2 separate regions of the Homo sapiens genome follow, and region 1 is linked to region 2. A link is a loop called in an ENCODE intact Hi-C map of the cell type or tissue named here. Cell type or tissue: A673. All regions are shown on one strand. Links, peaks and the distances in the headings refer to the core of each region. The heading gives the core; the rest is flanking DNA. Region 1 has its middle 270 kb from the start of LINC03070. Region 2 has its middle 150 kb from the start of LINC03070.

Region 1 (10,427 bases), core at 3,935-6,434, 420 kb after region 2:
GGAGCATGTTCCTTCATAAATAGCAATGCCTGCTCTGTTTCCTTCAGGAAGCAAATCTACAGGCTTTTCTTGTTTACAAAATTTTCAGTGGTACCCACTGGTCAAAAATAGTTGATATTGCAGGCAGACATATGTCAATGGCCACAGCTACAACCAGGTTTAACCAAACATGGATCACGGAATAGTTGCTGCAAGTGTAAATGCAGTATTTATTGTGTTTAGCAGTGCTTCTTCATGTCTGCCTCTAGGAGGGACCATGGTGAAGAAGGGTTGTGTGTAAGAGGAGGTAATTCATTCTTATCACCATCTGCAGAGTTATCTTTTCTACTTGTGTCTTGTGAACCCCTCTACATCCACTCGTAGGGGTCGCTATGTTGTTTGAAGCTCTTCAGAAAGACACTGAGTTCTTTCACCCTCATTTCCTCTGGGATATCCTCTCACAGGGCTCAGAAATTAACATAAAAATATGATACTTTGTGCATGCTAAACTGAAAAAGGAGCCTCATGTTCTCTCTCACCTCCCGCCCATACTCCACCAGCTCTCCTAAAGCACAGGATGAAGTTGTTCTCTGAATTCCCTTATTTGCTTGTATTAGTCTGTTCTCACATTGCTATGAGGAACTACCTGAGACTGGGTAATTTATAAAGAAAAGGCATTTAATTGACTCTCCGTTCTGCAGGCTGTGCAAGAAGCATGGCTGGGGAGGCCTCAGGGAACTTACAATTATGGCAGAAGGCAAAGGAGAAGCAGGCATGTCTTATATGGCAGAGCAGGAGAGAGAGAGAGCATGCGCAAAGGCGAGAGTGCTACACACTTTCAAACACTCAGATCTCTTGAGAACTTTGTCATGAGAAGAGCAAGGGTAAAGTCCTCCCCCTTGATCCAATCACCTCCCACCAGGTCCCTCCTCCAATGCTGAAGCTTACAATTCAACATGAGATTTGGCTGGGGACACAGCCAAACTGTATCTTTGCCTAAAAGCCACACCTGCCAAAGAAGAAAACAATGACCTCCAGTCCCTTCTCTGAGGTTGGATTAACCGAACCCATACTGCAGGATGAAACACTGAAATCTGTCAATGCACATGGATGGACTTTTGTCACAAACCTCTGTCCTCTCTGCAGTCCCAACAGACTTTGTCCCAAGCCATTGTGTATTCTTCAAGCCACTGAATTATCCCTAGTAATTAATCATTCATTACATCTCAACAGAATTCCTCTTCTCTCCCTGCTCCTATAACCTGTTTTGCCAGGACACAAGCCCCCACTCTTTCTGTAACCTCAGTATGGTAGTATAAGTTTCTGCACCTCACTGAGGAGTTGAGTCTTCATTCTGAAGCCTCTCACGTCACCTAAAACTATAATCAAATAAATATGTTTGCCTTTTCTCCAATTAATCTGCCTTTTATGAGTTGATTTTTCAGCCGACCTTCTGAGGGCAAGGGGGAAATTTTCATTTCTCCTCTATGCCCCTCAGAATATTGAGAAATACTAAATTCCTAAGTATCTTCAGCTTTTCCTGGATGTCCAAAACAAACATGTCATGCACCAGCAGATGATAAAGGCAAATTTATTTGTGTTTCTGTTGTTGTTGTTCTGAAGTATCTAACAGCATTCAGAGGGAAGGTCCCTATAGAAAATCTAAAGTCAAGGTCTTCTTGTGTTGATTGATTGCTGTCATCAGTTGAAGGGCAGAAGTGAAATCCTGGAATTCTTTGGGAAGGAGGGATTCCAGCATTGGGAGTTAGCTTCCTCTGGCTTCTTGAAATCATTATGTTTCTAGTATTCCCTCTGACAAGCCCCCAAATAGCCCCTTTTCATTACCAGAGAAAACTGTTCAGATCCCCTGTCTTTTCATTGGTCTTGTGACCTCCACCAATTCATGCTTTTATGCCTTCCTTCATGCAGCTTTAAAGATTTTGAAAGAGAAAATGTGGCTGTGTTCCTATGTGTAGAAGAAAATGTGAGTGGGTGAGTTCTCTGATTCAAAATTAGCCTTCCCTCCAGCCCCATGAGCAAGCCAAGAGGTCCTTACATCTCCTGAAAATGGGGAGGTTGATTTCCTTGTGATTTTTTTTTTGTCCAGGAAACATAAATAACTCCTCCTTTTGCTGTAACCTGGGCAAAAAATGTCACCTACTCAAGTATGACTCATTGCAGTCATTTTAACCAGGGGCAAAATAAATAAATTAATTAAATAACATTAAACTCCAAAGGGATTGATGAACTATGTAGATTCTTACTGAAGCCTTTAAGAGGAAATGCAGATGAATTACCTGACAAGCGACTCAAAAATGCTTTCTAGCCTTCCTCTCTAAATGTCTCACTTCCCTAATTATTCAAACATGGGTGACTGCAACCTCTTTTTTTTTTTTTTCCAAGCACACTGCTCAAATCTCCTTCTAGTTTCTGAAGTTTCTCTCTTTATTTTATGTGATTATATTTTATTCAATTATACAAAGCAATAGAGTGCTATGTGTTTGTTGGGGCCAAGAAAAAACTTCCCCTTCACCCTCTGAAGTTTCCCTGAAGGTTACTGAGAAAAGACTGGTTAATAGGAGAAAAGGCATGCAAATTTATTTAATGTGTACATGGGAGCCTTCAGAAGGAAGACCCAACGATATGGGGGAAACTGTCCATTTTTATGCTTAGGTTCAACAAACTATGGATAACCATGTAGAAATAATATTAGACTAAAAGGACCTGATCTAAAGCTAGTGGATTGAGTGGGGAAACCCAGCCAGGACTGTCTGTCTAGATTCTTCTTGGCCTTTCTGAGCAGTGTTTCTTCCTTCTGGGTGTGAGGCAGGGCCCTCTCTGGAATGGGAGTACTAGGACCCAGAGGCAAACAAAGTAGGTCGGGGAATTTTTTATAGCCAGTTTTTACACAGAAAATCAGTGGGAAAGTTATAGCCAGAATTTTAGATTTTATGCTGACTTTGGGGAAAAGGGGTTTTGGTTTCTAAAATCTGGGGAAGGGGAGGGAAAGATGGATTCTTGTTTCTATGGTGCCTCGGGGGAGAGTGGGACTGAGAGACAGGAGGGAAGGTGACATGGTTTGGCTGTGCCCCTACACAAATCTCATCTTGAATGGTAGCTCCCATAATTTTCATGTGTCATGGGAAGGACCTGGTGGGAGGTAATTGAATCATGGGGGGCAGGTCTTTCCCATGTTGTTCTTGTGATAGTGAATAAGTCTCAGGAGAGCTAATGGTTTTATAAAAGGGAGTTCCCCTACACACACTCTCTTGCCTGCCACCATGTAAGATGTGCCTTTGCTCCTGCATTGCCTTCTGCCATGATTGTGAGGCCTCCCCAGCCCTGTGGAACTGTGAGTTCATTAAACCTCTTTCTTTTATAAATTACCCAGTCTTGGGTATGTCTTTATTAACAGTGTGAGAACAGACTAATACAGAAGGAGAAGGTCAGAAAGAAACTTTTGCTTCTGAGACTTCTTCTGAGGCCTTCATTTTGGGATACTTTTTTTCTGAGTCCCAACATATGCTTCTCGAAATTTAATTTGTTTCTTGTTATTCTTCTCGAGTACACACAAAATGGCATTGAACTGAACAAAACTTTCATTCTTGGTATGTACTGCAACCAATCTCAAGTTTTAAATCACCTTGCTGCTGTGGAGAGAGCTGTTCTTTTTGTTAATATGGTTTCAACCTGCCCCTCAAGGGCCAAAATAATAATCCTTAGCTTGATTTACATTGTAGGCTATATTAAGTTTCAAATGGTTTTATTTCAAGCATTTGTGAGGAGTGCTAGAACTTTTGTGGTCCCCAAATATTGCCCATACAGGAAGGAGATCAGTATAACCCAATTCTTCGCATCACTGGATTTGAACAAAACATTACTAAAAACATAGTATTTGTGCTAGTAGAACTCCATAAACATTGAGTAAACGCAAGACATAAAATTATAAAATCCAATGGTGGGAAAGCCAAATCCATTCCATGATTTCAAGGGAGAGTGAAGACTAGGCTTATATTTCCAAAGGAGTCCTCAGATATTATATATTATAGCAGAAATTATGTTTCAGATAGGATATCTATTATAGCATAGTTTTCTTACTGAAACCAGTGTGACTCCCTAACTTGAATTATACTGTATACATTTGTTGACCATAGGGAATGGTACTAACTATCCCTAGAAGTACACTTTAGCTTTCTTTAACATTTTGAAGCAACTCTATCATTTTCATTCTTGGAAAGCAAGGCTGGAGTTTGAAAGGGTTCATGTTATTCCAAACACTAAGGAAAATATTTGTCATGACTCCATGGCAAGTTTAATCCTGCAACTTATATCTGGAGACACCTGTTAGTTTTACATTTTATTTGCTCACTTTTTTCTCTTTTTTTTTTTTTTTTTTTTTTTTTGAGCTGTATCCTTGGCATGGTTAAGGATTTTGGGAACATTCATTTATATTCAGTTTTTCTAATACAATAGTGATTAATGAAGAAATGTATATCAGTTTTTTTTCTACATTTATGTGGAAATTGCTTTCCTTATTCACCAGAGCAGTATTTAGTTTCTCCTATTTCATTCTAGGGAATTTTATTCTCGGGAAAGGGTGAGGAGGAAAGTAACAGTAGATTATAGATTTTTTAAACGTAAAAAAATCACTAGTGCTCATTAATAATAAGAAATAAATAATCTTTTCATAATTAATCTATCATCCCACAGGAATGTAAGAGATGTAATAAATGAACCAATTTTAACTTGCAGTCTTCCATTTAACACTGTAGATGCACCAGTCTATATGAAATTTTCCAAGTTCAACATAAAGAAATAGAACATACTGAATTTGTGAGGTTCTTGCTGTTATTTTTCTGTACTGTTGCCTGAAGATGTCATGCATTAATGGAGCCGCCTTCATAAGTTAAAATATGTTCACTGTAAAAGGTAATGGGCAAACACTCATCACATAGTTTTTGCTGCAACAAAGACTAAAAACTATATTGAGGAATAGTAGACGTTATTGTTAATATGAACATGCATATGAAAAATCAATTGCAAGGCCTTCTTAACGAGTCCCTCAGAAGTCGTTCCATGTTTCTTTAGTAGCATTCACAGAGAAATTCAGCCCTGGTGGCCTGGTACTAACAATTCACTTGCAAGTGATAATGTGTTAACTGACCTGCACTCTGCACAGACATCTGGTGGCAGCACAACAGCACTGCAGAAATGAGAGGTTAAGGAATATACATAAAGTTAAACCAAATTGGAGGTGCTTCACAAAATATATGAGTCCTTGCATTACAGATGAATAAAATGTGCCTGCGTGTCTTGTTTCAAGAAGCATGAAGTAAAATGGCATAAAACTTGGATACACGTTTCTGCAAAGGATATAATATCTAGATGTCCAATCAGCACATGAAAAGATGCTCAACATCATTGATCCTGAGGGAACTGCAAATCAAATCCACAGTGAGACACCACTTTACACCCGATTATCAAAACACAAGCACAGAAAATAACCAGTGTTTGTGAGGACCTGGAGAAACTGGAACCATGTGCATTGCTGGGAGAAATTAAAATTGATACAGACAGAAGGCAGGGAAATACTGGGTAGAAGAGAGTGGTTCCCCAGAAAAGGCCCCACCCTCAAGACTGGAAATGTGTGGCCCTAAATGGGAACAGGCATTCCTGTTTTTGTGCCCAAATGTTGCTTTTCCCAAAACCACTCGGGCCTGTCATGCCCTTATCCTGTGCCCATATAAACCCCAAGGTCCACAGTCAGAGGAACAAAAGAGAAGCAGAATAGCACAGCAGCACAGCAGAGAAGGAGAGAAGAAAAGGAGCATTTGAACATTGAGAGGAATTGAGCTGGGGACGGTCAGAGAGGTGATTGGCCATGGGATGACAGAACTCCAGGAGAAGATCATCTTCGCACTCTATCCCCTTTCCAGCTCCCCATCCATCCCACTGAAAACCACCTCCAACACTCAATAAAATCCCTTCATTCACCATCCTTTAAGTCTATGTGACCAGATTCTCCCTGGATGCCAGACAAGGACTCGGGTACCAAGAAGGCAGGGTGTAAAAGGCTATCACCCTGACTCTCTACTGACCTGGTTTAACACTTAGCCATCCACGGAGGACAACTGAGAAAAGACTATTAATTATAACACACCCCTAGGTGCTACTGTGGGGCTGGAGCCCATAAGCACTCGCCCCAGCTCCTGCACCTGCCTGTCTGCGTGCTGCCCCCCACCGCCCTTGTAAGGAGTTTGAGAGTGCAGAGGCCAAGCAAACAAGCCACAACCGTGACACAAGTCCCACAAGGTGGTCAGGGAACTCTCCCATTCCAAAATGCTGCTGCTGCTATGGAAAACAGTTTAATGGTGGTGGGGCTCATATATGGGGACCTTAAAATACGGCACCTTGACATACAGCGTATTTTAAGCTAAAGAAATTTGAGAAAACCACAGAAGCAAGAAAGTGCCTCTGACATGTCCCCACCCTACTTCTCTGAGGTGGTCCTAAAACCTAGGAAGGATTTTCTGACCCTCCCTGAAGCTGGTCATAGGCCCTCAAGAGAGAGGTGCCCTCCCAACACACATAAAAAAAAAAAAAAGTTCTTATCTTTGAAGACACGGGACACAGAGAGGAATCTGAACTCACAGGCCACACTGTTTCCCACAGGTTCTTATCTTAGATGAGACCCTTTTATCCTCTTATATCTCCCCACAACTCGATTTTCTATCAAACCTACTATAAAAAACCACTCAGGTTTAACAGTTTCTAGAAGTTTTCATTTCTTTGGGAAGGCTCCTGTATCACACAAAACATGTATTTAGTAAATATGTATATTTTTCTTTTGTTAATCTTTCTTTGTTAAAGGGACTGTAACCACCCAACGGGTTCACCTTGCCTGCTGCCTAGACAGAGCCAATTTATCAAGACAGGGGAACTGCAATGGAGAAAGAGTAATTCATGCAGAGTTGGCTGTGCAGGAAACTGGAGATTTATTATTACTCAAATCAGTCTCCCTGAGAATTCAGGGATCAGAGTTTTTAAAGACAATTTGGTGGGTAGGAGGGCACTGAGTCTGGAGAGCTGATTGTCTGGGTTGGAGATGAAATCATAGGGAATCAAAGCTGTCTTCTTGCTCTGAGTCAGTTCCTGGGTGGGAGCTACAAGATCAGATGGGTCAGTTTACCAGTCTGAGTGGTGCCAGCTGATCCATCCAGTGCAGGGTCTGTAAAATATCTCAAGCACTGATCTTAGGTTTGACAATAGTGATGTTATCCCCGGGAGCAATCTGGGGAAGTTTACAATCGTGTAGCCTTCAGCTGCATAACTCCTAAATTATAGTTTCTATTCTTGTGGCTACTCTGTTACTCCTGCAAAGGCAGTCTAGTCCCCAGGCAGGAAGGGAGTTTGTTTGAGGAAAGGGCTGTTATTGTCTTTATTTCAAAGTTAGACTATAAACTAAATGTTTCCCACAGTGAGTTCAGCCTCTACCCAGGAATGAACAAGGACAGCTTGGAGTTTAGAGGCAAGATGGAGTTGGGTAGGTCAGATCTCTTGCACTGTCATAATTGTCTCAGTTATCATTTTTGCAAAGGCAGTTTTAGGTCGTCAGCCATAAAACTGTGAATGTGTAGAAAAAAAGATATTTTTTTCTTCCTGAAAGAGGATCCTCAAAAACTTAGCAATAGAATAACCATGAAACCCTGCAATTCCTCTTACAGGTATTAAAGGGGAGTAAAAGTAAGATCTGCTTTTTACCCATCACAACTTTCATGGTTGAGACTCCTGTGACAAATGACAGATTAACAAGAGAAAAGCATATATATGTATTTAATATAAGTTTATGAAGCATGGGAGCCTTCAGAAGTAAGATCCAAAGACCCAGGAATACCCGTATTTATATAGAGAATAGCCAGGAAGTATAATTGCAGAACAAGAAAGTATGATCTAATTGTAAGGAAGGTTAGGGTTAGGGTTAAGGTGACCTTAGCAAGAGCTTCATATTCAAATTCCTCTTGGCCTCTAGATACAGGACAGGACCCATGTGGAATAAGGGTGTTGTGCCCTATTTTCAGGGAGAGAAGGAGGGAGAAATTCAGAGTAACCTTCCTGTTTTCTGTGGTTTTCTCAATGTCCTTCAGCTTAAAACACTCAGTATGCTAAGGTGCCATATTTGGGGGTCTCAGGTTCTGAACCCTGATCGTATATACCCCACAAAATTGAAAGCAGAGTCTCAAAATATATATCTACACCAATTCTCATAGCAGCATCACTCACAATACCCAAGAGATGGAAGCAACCCGTGTACAATGGCAAAAAATAGACAAAAAAATGCAGTATATACATGTATTAGTCTGTTCTCACACTGCTAATAAAGACATGCCAAGACTGGGTAATTTATAAAGGAAGGATGTCTAATGTACTCACAGTTTCACATGGCTGGGGAGGCCTCACAATCCTGACAGAAAGCAAGGAGGAGCACAGTCATGTCTTATATGGTGGCAGGCAAGAAAGAGTTTGTGTAGAGAAACTCGTATTTATAAAATCATCAGATCTCATGAGACTTATTCACTACCACGAGAACAGTATGGGGGAAACAGCCCCCATGATTCAAATATTTCCACCTGGCCCTGCCCTTGACACATGGGGAGCATTATAATTCAAGGTGAGATGTGGGTGGGGACACAGCCAAATTGTATCAGTACATAAAATAGAATCTTATTCAGCTTTTAAAATGAAAGAAATTGTGACACATAATACTACATGGATGAACCTTGAAAACACACTAAGTGAAACGAGCCTGTCACAAAAGGACTAATGTTATATAATTCCACTTCTATGAGTTATTTAGAGTAGCTGACTTTATATATAGAGAAAGTAGAATGGTAATTGCCATGGGCTTGGGAAGAGTTTAATGTAGAATTGTGGTTTCTCGGTACAGAGTTTGGTATGACTTAAAAGTTCTGGAGTTGGAGGGTGATGATGGCTGTATAACAACAGGAATATACTTATTGTCACTGAATGGTATATGTAAAAGTTGTTAAGGTCATCAATTTTATGTTATATGTATTTTATCACAATAAAAAAAGAAAGGAAATTACACATTATGGTAAGTGGTCTGTGATTAACTTCAGTCTCTTATTAAGTGAAAACCAAAATGAAGTATCATAATACCAAACCGAAACTCTCTCTCTCTCCATATATATATATGTAAATATACACATATGTCTCTCTCTCTATATATATATATATATAGAGAGAGAGAGATATATAAAATATGTCTCTATATGTGTGTGCATACCTATATATATATAGGCATATATGGCAAATACAGAAATGTCTCTCTCTCTGTGTGCATATATATATGTATACACACACACATATATATGTCTATATACATATATAGGTACACACACACACACAGAGAGAGACATATATTTCCATATTTGCCCTTATCCAGTCCCTTGTTGATATTTTCAACTTCATAATTAAATCACAGACTAAAATATTTCCCTCTTCATTTTTTATCTTTCCTATTTTTCATGCTGGAATGTTTCAAAGCAATTTGAAAAAAAAAATGAAGTTAAGTAATCAAGTGGCTTGAAATGAAAAGAGGAGAACCTGAATATTCAGGCATAGAATATAATGTTCTAATACCTGAAGAAAACATTTTTTCTATAATTCTGTTGAACACAATTTCCAGAGATGAAAACTAAAATTTTAGAAGAGGAGGAAGTAAACATGTTATAGTGCCCTTGTCTTTCATATGGAGAAAATGACAGATTCTGTTTTATAGGTAGGGTAGTAAAAGAACACAGAATAAATGCATAAGCATGTGTCATAAGGACATAATATATAATACAAACATGTAAATTAATGATAGATCATATACACTTATGTCATGAGAGACTGTCTTTGTGAGGTTGCAAGAGAGATTTAATCCAAATAACAAAATAAATAGTCAAATAGAATACTAAAAGAGTCCAAACTTCCAGATGCACTTCAGTGGGTAAAGATATCAATAAACCAGTACATTCACGCCATTGAATACCACTCATTATTTAATGGAATGAGCTTTTGTGTGTGTCTGAGATGGGGTCTCACAATATCGCCCAGGCTAATCTGGAACTCCTGGGCCCAAGTGATCTTCTCACCTTGGCCTCCCAAAATCCTGGGGTTACAGATGTAAGCCACCATGCCTACCCAAGAATGAACTATCGCTCTATACAAAACCTGGATGAATCATGAAGAATTTGCTAGGTGAAAAAAGCCAGTAACACAAGATAACAGACTGTAAGAGTCCATGTATATACAGTTCTTAAAATGACAAGGTATAGACATGGTGGTGAGGCTGGACCCATCCTGAATGGGATTCGTCCCTCATAAGGGTCCTGGGAGGGCTTGCTTTTTCGCTTCTGCTGTGCTAGGACTGAAAAGGTAACTGT
Region 2 (10,427 bases), core at 4,044-6,543:
GATGGTGATTATTATTATGATGATAGTAATATAGATCAATGGCAGCTTCCCACAATAAAAATAAAAAGGGAAATCAGACTGGGCGTGTTTCAAGTATAGATGAAGGCAGAGACATTTGACAATGTGAAATTGGGAAGCGCTGTAGAAGCAGGATCAAGTGAAAGGCAAGACAACATGATCTGGAAGAAACTGTATCCCCCAGAGAGGAAGAGGAAGGGAAATGCAGAAAGAGGGTTCTCTCTGGGAAGGGAGTATTCCTGGTTGTCCTAAAATTCCCCATGACAGGAGCACGTTGTCTGCATAGCAACCTTTGTCTGATGAGTCTCTTTTCCTTGCAATCAAAAATCCAGGATAAGCCATCAATATCGACGCAAAAGTTATTCATTACTCAAGAGCTGGTTGGATGTTCATAGATTTTACAACTCTTCTCTTCACCCTAGATTTTATCCCTGTTGCTGCAAGGTGTTGAAGCACTTTACCAAGAATACCATTAGCTCTGGTGAAAGGCACATGAGAGGAGAAATTAGAAATAAGTGGATAATAGGATTATTCCATCTCGTCCGTCCACGTAGCACATTTTCCTTTAAACAAATCTTCTTTAAACAAGTTTTCCTTTAAACAAGTCTCACTGGATATTCTAATTCCATGAACATCGCACCTACATCTTTCTCCACTGGGCTTCAGATCAATTTCTTCATTCTATCACACATCCCATTTGGGATAAGCATCCTTATGTTTATTTCCTAACTGCAATAACAAAATCACCTGAGAAGTTAGTTGCATGGGGGGTGTACCTGGTACACTTCATTATTAACCCAATTCTGCAGTTGGTTTTAGTGATTGCTCCCTAAGACCAATGGAGGGTCAAAATGACATGAAGGCAAGGAAGTTCCCACCTGTTTTCTTCTAATAGCAAGTCCAGTTTAAAAACAGCAAGGTAGCTTCTTTCAACCAGCTGATTCGGATTGGAGCGGACAGTTAATTTATTGGAATGAACACATGTCAGCAGCACTCTGAAAAGACAAGCACCCAACAGAAAGCTTAATGCGGCTTGAGTTCTGAACAAACACCTCTTAGGTGCAAATGAAAAATATTATCTATTTGTCGCCAGCCCATTGCAAAGACAACAATACAAAAAGATCAGTGGAAATTATAGTTTCTAAATTGGAAATGTTTATGCAGAATGCCTGTTTGTATTATGCACTATCTGAATCTAAAACCAGCTGCTAGCCTCCGCATTTTGTAGAGAATACAAACACCATGAGATCTGTACTGTGCCCAACGGGGAAAGGGGAGAAAATGCACCTCATAACAACTCCTCAATGACCCTTTACTTAGGATTGAGCTAATTGGGGAAACTACTTTCTGGCCTGAAACATGAAGCATAAATGCATTGTTTCTTGGTGGAACAGATGATGATATTAACAGCTGGTCTTTCCTAAGATGAGTCTGCTGAGGAATAAGTGATAAGGCATTTTCTGGAAGAATTGTAAATAAAGGCAGCATATTTGAGGTCATATATTTTTACCACCAGAGCATACATTGATAATAAAAAATAAATAAGTGAAGTCTTCCTTTGTCAGCAGTGGGAATAAATCCACGCTCAACCTGGGAAGGGAAAGGCTTGCAACTGTGCTAAAGGGCTTTGTTACATTCTCCTGGAAAGCATGCATCTAAATAATAGCAAAACATCTGCTGGCCAAGGACCAGAATCAGCTGGCTTGGGTTATTCTCCTCCACTAGCAGCGGAAGCTCAAGTTACCCTACAGGAGACCCCCAATCTCTATATGCTTATCTGCTCACCAGAGAGAGTGTTTGGCCAGCTTGCACCACGGGGTCCAGTTAAACATAAAACAAAATTGCAGATTTGAGAATTTGTCATCAACTCATAAAAAATCTCAAAGGATCCAGGGTCATCTGATTCATTTTCAAGTCTGCTTTTAAGTCATATTTGAAGAAAGGAAGTGCCATAACTCTATGCTGCTGACTTCTAGGAACTCTGCTTAACATGTTGGCAGAATTTAAAAAAAAAAAATTAATTATCTTTGTTCATTTGGCATCTTTACAGCAAGCGCACAACTAGGGCCTGTGGGAATAAAACAGAAATAGCAGAGTATGCCTTGTTTCCGTCCCGTAGGAGGAGAGAAACTGCCTGATGCACATCTAGAGTGCAGATGCACCGTAAGGAAACAGGGAACAGAGACAGTGTAGAAGATTATACTGGACTAAATTAAGAGGAGGAGATAAACCAAACAAGGGTCAGGTCAGGGTAGTGGGGAGGTGGGAATCTCAGACACGACGTGCGTGGTCTTGAGGGAAGGAAAGAAAAACCACTAAAGTTTCATCCCCATAATTATTCCCCCAAAATAGAAATTAAAAATTTAAAAGCCAGTCAGGCACTCCGCTGACATACCTGATGAAGAGACTGATTTTGTTCTTCCCTCATCATTGAGTCAAGAAGTTTGTAACTCAGCTCCATTTGGCAGTCTGACCCTATACTTTGTGGTATTTTATTTTATGCATTTTCTTTTTAATGAGGGAATGGAGGCTCTGCCTGGAGACAAGGTAACTCATCATCAAAATTCACTTTCTTGGTCAATTTCCAAGTTACCATCAAGGCCACATCGTGATGTGGATAGACAAAAATATTTCTATCCATTTTGAGAATTACATTTTTTTCCTAGCTTGGTGTGGAGAGAAAGATGTCCTTCCCTCTTTCTTCTTTCTTTCTCCCTTCTGCACTTACTTCTCTACTATTTCTTCCTCTTCCCGATAAACGTCTTTATAATCTCCCTGGGAAGATGAAGAGATGACACTGAGAAATATATCATTATGGCAATTTCCAAAGAGTTTTATGGAACACAAAGTTACTGGAATTTCTTCAAGTTTTTATCGGTAAGAAGCCTTAATATATATTCATGTGTAATAGCGAGTAAAACACAAGGTCATATAACATGGTATTCTAGTGTTGTACTGCCTATCATATGTGCATGTGTGTGTGTGTCTGCGTGCATATGTGTGTGAAAAAACATATATTCCGTATAATATATAGATACGTATTATATGCATACATATCCAGTGTACCTATGTATGTACACACACATACACTCAAAAATAATTATACATGAAGCTCTCTAGAGCATACGAACTTTTCTTTTGAAACACAACGATTGCATATTTGTTCTGACAGACTCTTGCAAATGCTACAAACAATATTTCAAAATGAACCTTAACTTTCCTTGGGATTTCTTGGATGATCTTTGATAAACACAATCTCATGGAATTAGAAGCACAATCTTTTTCCTTTTTTAACTTTTAAAAATTAAACTTCTTATTTAGAATACTTTTAGATTGACAGAATAGTTGCAAAGGTAGTACAGATTGTTCCCATATACCTTGCACCCAGATTCTCCTATGTTTTAATTGTATATTGACAAATAATATTCATATCTATTTATGGGGTACAAAGTGATGTTGTGATATATGCGTTCAGTGTGGACTCATTGATCCAAGCTCATAAGCATATCTCTCCCCCAAAAACTGATTATTTATCCCTCCTGTCTAGCTGAAATTTTGTATCCTTGGATTAATACCACCCCGTTCCTCTTATCCATGCCCCTGGTAAGCACCACTCTACTCTATGTTTCCATGAGTTGGGCTTTTTCATAGACTCCACATATGAGTGAGATCATGCAGTGTCCGTCTTTCTGTGTCTGGCTTATTTCACTCAGCATAACACCCTGCATGTTCATGCATGTTCTCGAAAATGACAGGTTTTCCTTCTTTTGAAAGTCGGGATAGTATTCCATTGTGTAGATATACCACATTTTCTTTAGCCATTCATCTGTTGATGTTGTTCATTTCAAAGTAAAGTAAGCCTATGCTAATAAGGAAAATGAGGATACTTGGGATGTGTGATGAGTCTTTTAATATTAGCATCTTTTTGGCCTATCTAGTGACATGAATGATGGCATTCTACCTCTATCAAAGACATTAGTTCACACCCATGTAGCGAACCCTTCATGTTCATGTTATTCTCCCAGCTTCATAAGAGCCCTTACTTGCGAATGTAAAAAATATATATACTATATGTATAGTAAAAGCATATATACTATATACAATATATATACTATATAAATATATATACTATATAAATATATATCCTATATAAATATATACACTATATACAGTATCTAAATATACTATATACACTTTATATATAGTGTCTAAATATACTACATATACTCTATATATACAGTATCTAAATATACTATATATATATATATATATACATATATATATATATATATATAGTATCATGGTCAATTGGCCACAATCCAGTTACACTTACATCTATATTGTCTCTTCAAAAAAACCCAATGAACAACTTCCACTTTCTACTTTAGATATTATTTTTATTGCCTAAGATTTTATGCACACATGCACACTTGCAGGAGTCTATCATGTATGGCTAGGGATGTGTTTGTGTAAAATAAATACTGTAAATATATAGTATATGCGTCACACACACAGACACATACACATGCATATATGCGTGTATGTATAGGTAACATAATCTCGCCAGTGACACAAACTGAATATGCTGCTAAGATTAATTGTACTAAAATCTGACTCTATAATAGAAATTTTTTCTGCCATAAGTAAACCAAAATCAATGTGTTAATGAGTAGTCCCTGACATATCTACAATAGACAATAGAACATACAATTTTCCAAGAGTTTTATGGAACACACTTACTGGATTTTTTCCCAATTTTCTTGATCAGTAGGAAGCTTTAATATATATTCACTATAGTCTAACCTATTATACACACGTGGAGTATGTTTTCCTAAGCCATTAAAGATGCTTTATATGAAGTTTATTAGGAGCCTTTTAAAAGTGTGTCAATATAAGCAAAGTACACAATGATTCCCTCATTAGGAGACAACATTTTGTGATAGGTGAAAAAGCTTCACATCTGAAGCCAGCCTGATGTGAATTCCAAGGTCCCACCCTTACCAGCTGTTGAATCATGAATAAATGACTTACTTTCTTCCGCTTTGCCCTCATAGGGCTTTAGGATTAGCATAACATTAATACACGTACCCCAGAACTTAAAATTAAAATTTAAAAAAGAATATCATATACATGATATGAATACTATAAATAGATTTAACTATCTCTATTTATCTACCGCATGTCCATTCATATTATAATCGGAAAGAAGTATTGCAGCAGAGAAATAAAATAACAGAAGTAAAATAACAGAAAATAAAATAACAGAAATAAAATGAATGCCGCCACGTTCCATGAAGCAACGCGAGTGTCCCAGTAGGTGGTGCTATCCGCTCTGCGTCAGGAGAGGCAGCAAGAATTTCAGGTGGAAATGGGGAAGGCTGAATGGATAATGGAGGGTGTGAGTAGGGAGTGTGTGAAATAAGAAGTGACAACCCAAGTGGCATGACTTCCCATCTATCTTCTTGAAAACCCAATTAAGGCACTTTTCACCGTCATGCGTGTGCGAGTAGAGCTGCTTGACAGGTGAACTTACTTTCAAGAGGAAGAGTCTATGGTTTTGTAGAATTCCTTCCAGCTCCATGAACAGTTCTTTCCATTCCACTTCCCAGAGGAGACAGAAGCGCCAACGCAACCTGGATTTTACTGTCAATCAGCAGGGAAATAGAACTTTGACACCATTATATGAATATATATTTTATTAATAACCTTGGATTCATAGTAGGTCCTCTGGGAGGAATGGGGAGGAGAAATTCCAAAATATTTCACTGGAAAATTTCAGCATCTCAAACTAGAGCAATTTCTACTATGTTGTACACTGATCGGAGGATGATTATATTTAGTGCTTGTAAACTCGGTTCTAGGAAAACATGATAGTCATTTCAAAATGATGGGAAGAGGCATACGCAAATATATTATTCTCAACTTCAGCTCTTTATAGCATGGGAGACCCTGAATTGGAACATGTCTGGTTTTGCTTGTTTGTTTTTTTACAGAGAATGTATTTTATTTTATTTTGTTTTTCAAATTTCAATAGGGTTTTGGGGAACAGGTGGTGTTTGGTTGCACAATTAAGTTCTTTAGTGGTGATTTCTGAGATTATGGGGCACCCATCACCCGAGCAGTGTACACTCTACCTAATGTGTAGTCTTTTTTCCCTCACCACCCACCTCCCACCCGTTCCCTTGAGTCTCAAAAGTCCATTGTTTTTTTTTTTTTTTTTTTTTTTGAGAAAGATTCTCACTCTGTCGCCCAGGCTGGAATACGGTGACAAGATCTTGGCTCATTGCAACCTCCACCTCCCAGGTTTAAGTGATCCTCTTGCCTCCGTCTCCCGAGTAGCTGAGACTACAGATGCATGCCACCAAGCCTGGCTAATGTTTGTGTTTTTAATAGAGTCGGGGTTTCACCAAGGTGGGCCAGGCTGCTTTCAAACTCCTGACCTCAAGTGATCCACTCACCTTAGCCTCCCAAAGTGCTGGGATTACAGACATGAGCCACCAGCGCAGCCCGCTGTATTGTTCCTATCACTTATGAGTGAGAACATAGGATGTTTGGTTTTCCATTCTTGAGTTACTTCACTTACAGTAATGGTCTTCAGTTTTATCCAAGTTGCTGCAAATGCCATTATTTCATTATTTTGTTCCTCTTTATGGCTGAGTAGTATTTCATGGTACATATATATATCACACTTTCTTTATCCACTGGTTGATTGATGGGCATTTGGGCTGGTTCCATATTTTTGGAATTGCAAATTGTGCTGCTATAAACATGCATGTGCAAGTATCTTTTTCATATAATGACTTCTTTTCCTCTGAGTAGATACCCAGGAATGGGGTTGCTAGATCAAATGGTAAATCTACTTTTAGCTCTTAAAGGAATCTCCACACTGTTTTCCATAGGGATTGTTCTAGATTACATTCCAACCAACAGTGTAAAACTGTGCCCTTTTCAACACATTCATGACAACATCTATTATTATTATAATTTTTTATTACGGCCATTTCTGCAAGAGTAAGGTGGTATCACATTGTGGTTTTGATTTGCATTTCCCTGATCATTAGCGGTGTTGAGCATGTTTTCATGCTTTTTGGCCATTTGTACATCTTCTTTTGAGAATTGTCTATTCATGTACTTAGCCCACTTTTTGATGGGTTTGTCTGTTTTGTGTCACACAGAAGATCACGTCCAGTAAAAGCTCTGATGCTGATGTAGTCTCTGTTACATTTCTCATTGGAAATATTTCATTTGAAATTCTATTTCACCTTGAAATTTATTGTTTGATGTCAGTAAAAAATTGTATCCTAAGTTGGAATATATTGACACTTGTAGTTCTTTAAAGAGGTACGCATTTTAAAGCTGAGAGACTGACATTGTGAAGCGTCAAATGATTGTTCAGATGTCTGTTTTCTTAAACTTGGTCTCACCAAGGGTTGTTTATTTAGTGATGTTTACATACCTAGCTCCTTCCAGGCTTGTGGGACACACACAGTGTTAAATAGAAGAAGAGCTTACAGGCTGGGCGCAGTGGCTCACGCCTGTAATCCCAGCACTTTGTGAGGCCAAGGTGGGCGGGTCACCTGAGGTCAGGAGTTCAAGGCCAGTCTGGCCAACATGGTGAAACCTCATTTCTACTAAAAATACAAACATTAGATGGGTATGATGGTGTGCGCCTGTGGTGCCAGCTACTTGGGAGGCTGAGGTGGAGGGGTCACTTGAACCCGGGAGGTTGCAGTGAGCTGAGATTGTGCCACTGCACTCCAGTGTGGTGAAAGAGTGAGACCTCCCCCCCCCCCAAAAAAAGATGTGAAAAATCAGAAAAGGAAATAAAGAGGTAGCTTCAAACTGGTAAGGACTTTTAATTGCACAGGGTTTGGTAATGCAAACTTGAAAAGAGATTGTCCAGGAAAAAGTGACCTTGGAGCTGAATCCTAAAGGCTGAGAAGAAACCCACATTGCAGGAGGGAAGGAAATGTTTAGATAGAAGAGGACCTATTAGGGTTGGCTAGGACCTTTATGGGAATCAAAGGATGTTTCCATGGACTGGAATGTGGAGGGAATGGTAGCTTAAAAGGTGAAGTTGCAAAGCTGAGCCAGGTCAATGACCTTATCATCCTGGTGAGAGATTGATGGATTATTTTAAGTCCACTGGGGAACTACTGATTTAAGCAGAATAGTGACCTGAGGAATATATCAACAGAGATCCTCAAAGCTATGCAGAGAGAAGAAGGTGAGGGGAGAGGACAAGACAGTCTGTGGGGAGATCAACTGAAGCTCCCAAATGAGTTTGCAAGGGGATTGTTCCCTGTCTTCAGGTGAGACTTCAGCTGTGGGTCTTATCTTGAGGGCAGCCTTCTGAGAGACCCTGAGGCAGATGACCCAGCTAAACCATGCCTAGACTCCCAATCCACAGAAACCATGAGATAATAAATGTATTGCCTTAGGTCACAAATTCCTGATGTGGTCCTAGAGAACAACTAGGTTGCAGGGGAACAGATAGAATCTCGGGTTCAGCTGGGAGGGTGGCTACAAAAATGGGTTTGGATGAATAAAGTCAAGCACTTAATCACTGAAGATAGTAAATAAGAATTAGGGAATAGGTTTCAAGGATCAAAACTATGTCCCATAATTTGGCTGCAACATCTGAGTCTCTTGCATTTCTTTTTTCGTTTCTGTCCTATTTGGCTCACTGTGCAGACCACCTGCATATGCCAAACGCTAACTTCAAGGTCCCCTTGTCTCCAAATGCAGCCTTGTTGCATTCTGGTAGGCAGGAGAGACTTTCCTGCCCTTTCCTGGGGTGCCTGTTTCTGTTGCTCTTGACAAATTGAGGGATGCGTCAGCATAGTTTTGATGCTGGAAAAAAATAATAGGGTCCCTACCACTGGATGTGCATCTTGTGGGTGAGCAATTGAGTCATATATGGGAACGCATTAGAAGGGGCTTGGTTGATATAGCTGCTATTATTGTCAGGAAGAAGCTACCCTGGAATACAAATCAATAATTCACAATCTTCCTCTAATAAAAATTACCATTAATTAGGTCTTTTCAATCAACAAGAGGTGTCATCCATTGATAGGGCTATAAATAAATTCTGGAACCAACTTATGCAAACAGTAATTTTGCTTCCCTAATCAAAACCTACTCAGGTCGGGGATAGCACTAAATAAAACATTAAATGTTCTCCTTTCTTCCTTTGATGTTCTACGTCTCTTGTTCATTACTGCAATAACAAGCTCAAATCAACCAACTACATGAGAATAATATAGAACTGAATTATGGTGAGTACGCTAAGCTTGGTCTTATCCATTAAATAGCAAAAGAGACCCTGTTCTCATTTATATTTCAGTGGGCTCTCTCTGCAGCTATCACAAATGTCATCCTAGCGTTTAGCACAAAAATAAGATGTTAAGGAAGTGGAGGAGGGCAGTTTCTTTCAGCTTACTACAGAAGGTGGAATGAGGAAAGTTGGTCTTAAATTTCAGCATACAGGAGTAAAGCTAGATTTCATTTACAAACTTGGCATGTGTAAAGTTCTGGGAATTTTTATGTGGCAGAAACAAGGATAACCCTTCCATTTTCTCATCCCTATGAAGAAAAGACAAAAGACACATTATTGCCACTTCTTGTTAATTAAAATAACTTTTGAATGACATTTAACATTTCTAACACACAATATAGAAATGCAGAATATAAACATAATAAAGCAGAAGGAAAAGTTAATTGATGTTACAAAAGAATTCATCCTGGCTGGGAAGGGAGATGCAGGTGTAGTTTACAAGCATCTTTCAGGTATTCATATTTAATTTATACCCATCGAGTTATTTTTCTGCATCTGCTCAAGCTAGTAAGTACTTCCTCCAAAGAAACTTTAAAAGAATATGCAATCAGCAAGAAAAAGACAAATAGCTCTATTAAAAAAATAAGCAAAGTGTTTAAATAGACATTTCTCCAAAGAAGATATAAAAATAGCCACTCAACACATGGAAGCATCATTAGTCATTAGGGAAAAGCAAATCCAAACCATAAGGAGGTCACACTTTACACACAGCGTGGCTAAAATTGAATAGATGGTCCTTAACAAGTGTTGACACGGATGTGCAGAAATTGAAATCCTGATACACCGCTGGTAAGAACTTAACCTGGGGCAGCCGCTTTAAAAAGCACTTTGTCCCTTCCTCCAAATGTTAGACATGGAGTTACCCATGACCCCATCCATTCCTCTCCCAGATACGGACACAAGAGAATGAAAATGTATGTCCACATAAAAACACGTATGTAAATGTTCAAGCAGCAGTATTCATAAGAGCTAGAAAGAGAAAACAAAGCATATGTCAACCAACTGATGCAGAGATAAATAAAATATGATGTATCCATATTCCACACTGCATAATAAAGCATTATTCAATAAG

What was found. A loop is a pair of places that touch in the nucleus more often than their neighbours do. Peaks named below come from ENCODE experiments on the same cell type or tissue, not always from the same donor. Only the 100,000 strongest peaks of a DNase experiment are listed, where the experiment ranks them.
Region 1: a loop joins it to region 2, with 3 times the contacts of the local background. A loop is called at or near these places in 3 of 110 quality-filtered maps.

What each region holds. Positions count from the first base shown.
Region 1 is chrX:5,453,230-5,463,656 of GRCh38, reverse strand. No RefSeq gene overlaps it. Among named protein-coding and RNA genes, the nearest start is that of LINC03070, 270 kb to the left of the region's middle. In A673, for the core only: a CTCF peak has its summit at 5,187 (motif pointing left); a DNase peak (open chromatin) is centred at 5,126.
Region 2 is chrX:5,872,374-5,882,800 of GRCh38, reverse strand. No RefSeq gene overlaps it. Among named protein-coding and RNA genes, the nearest start is that of LINC03070, 150 kb to the right of the region's middle. In A673, for the core only: a CTCF peak has its summit at 5,331 (motif pointing right); DNase peaks (open chromatin) are centred at 5,040 and 5,350; H3K27ac peaks cover 680 bases.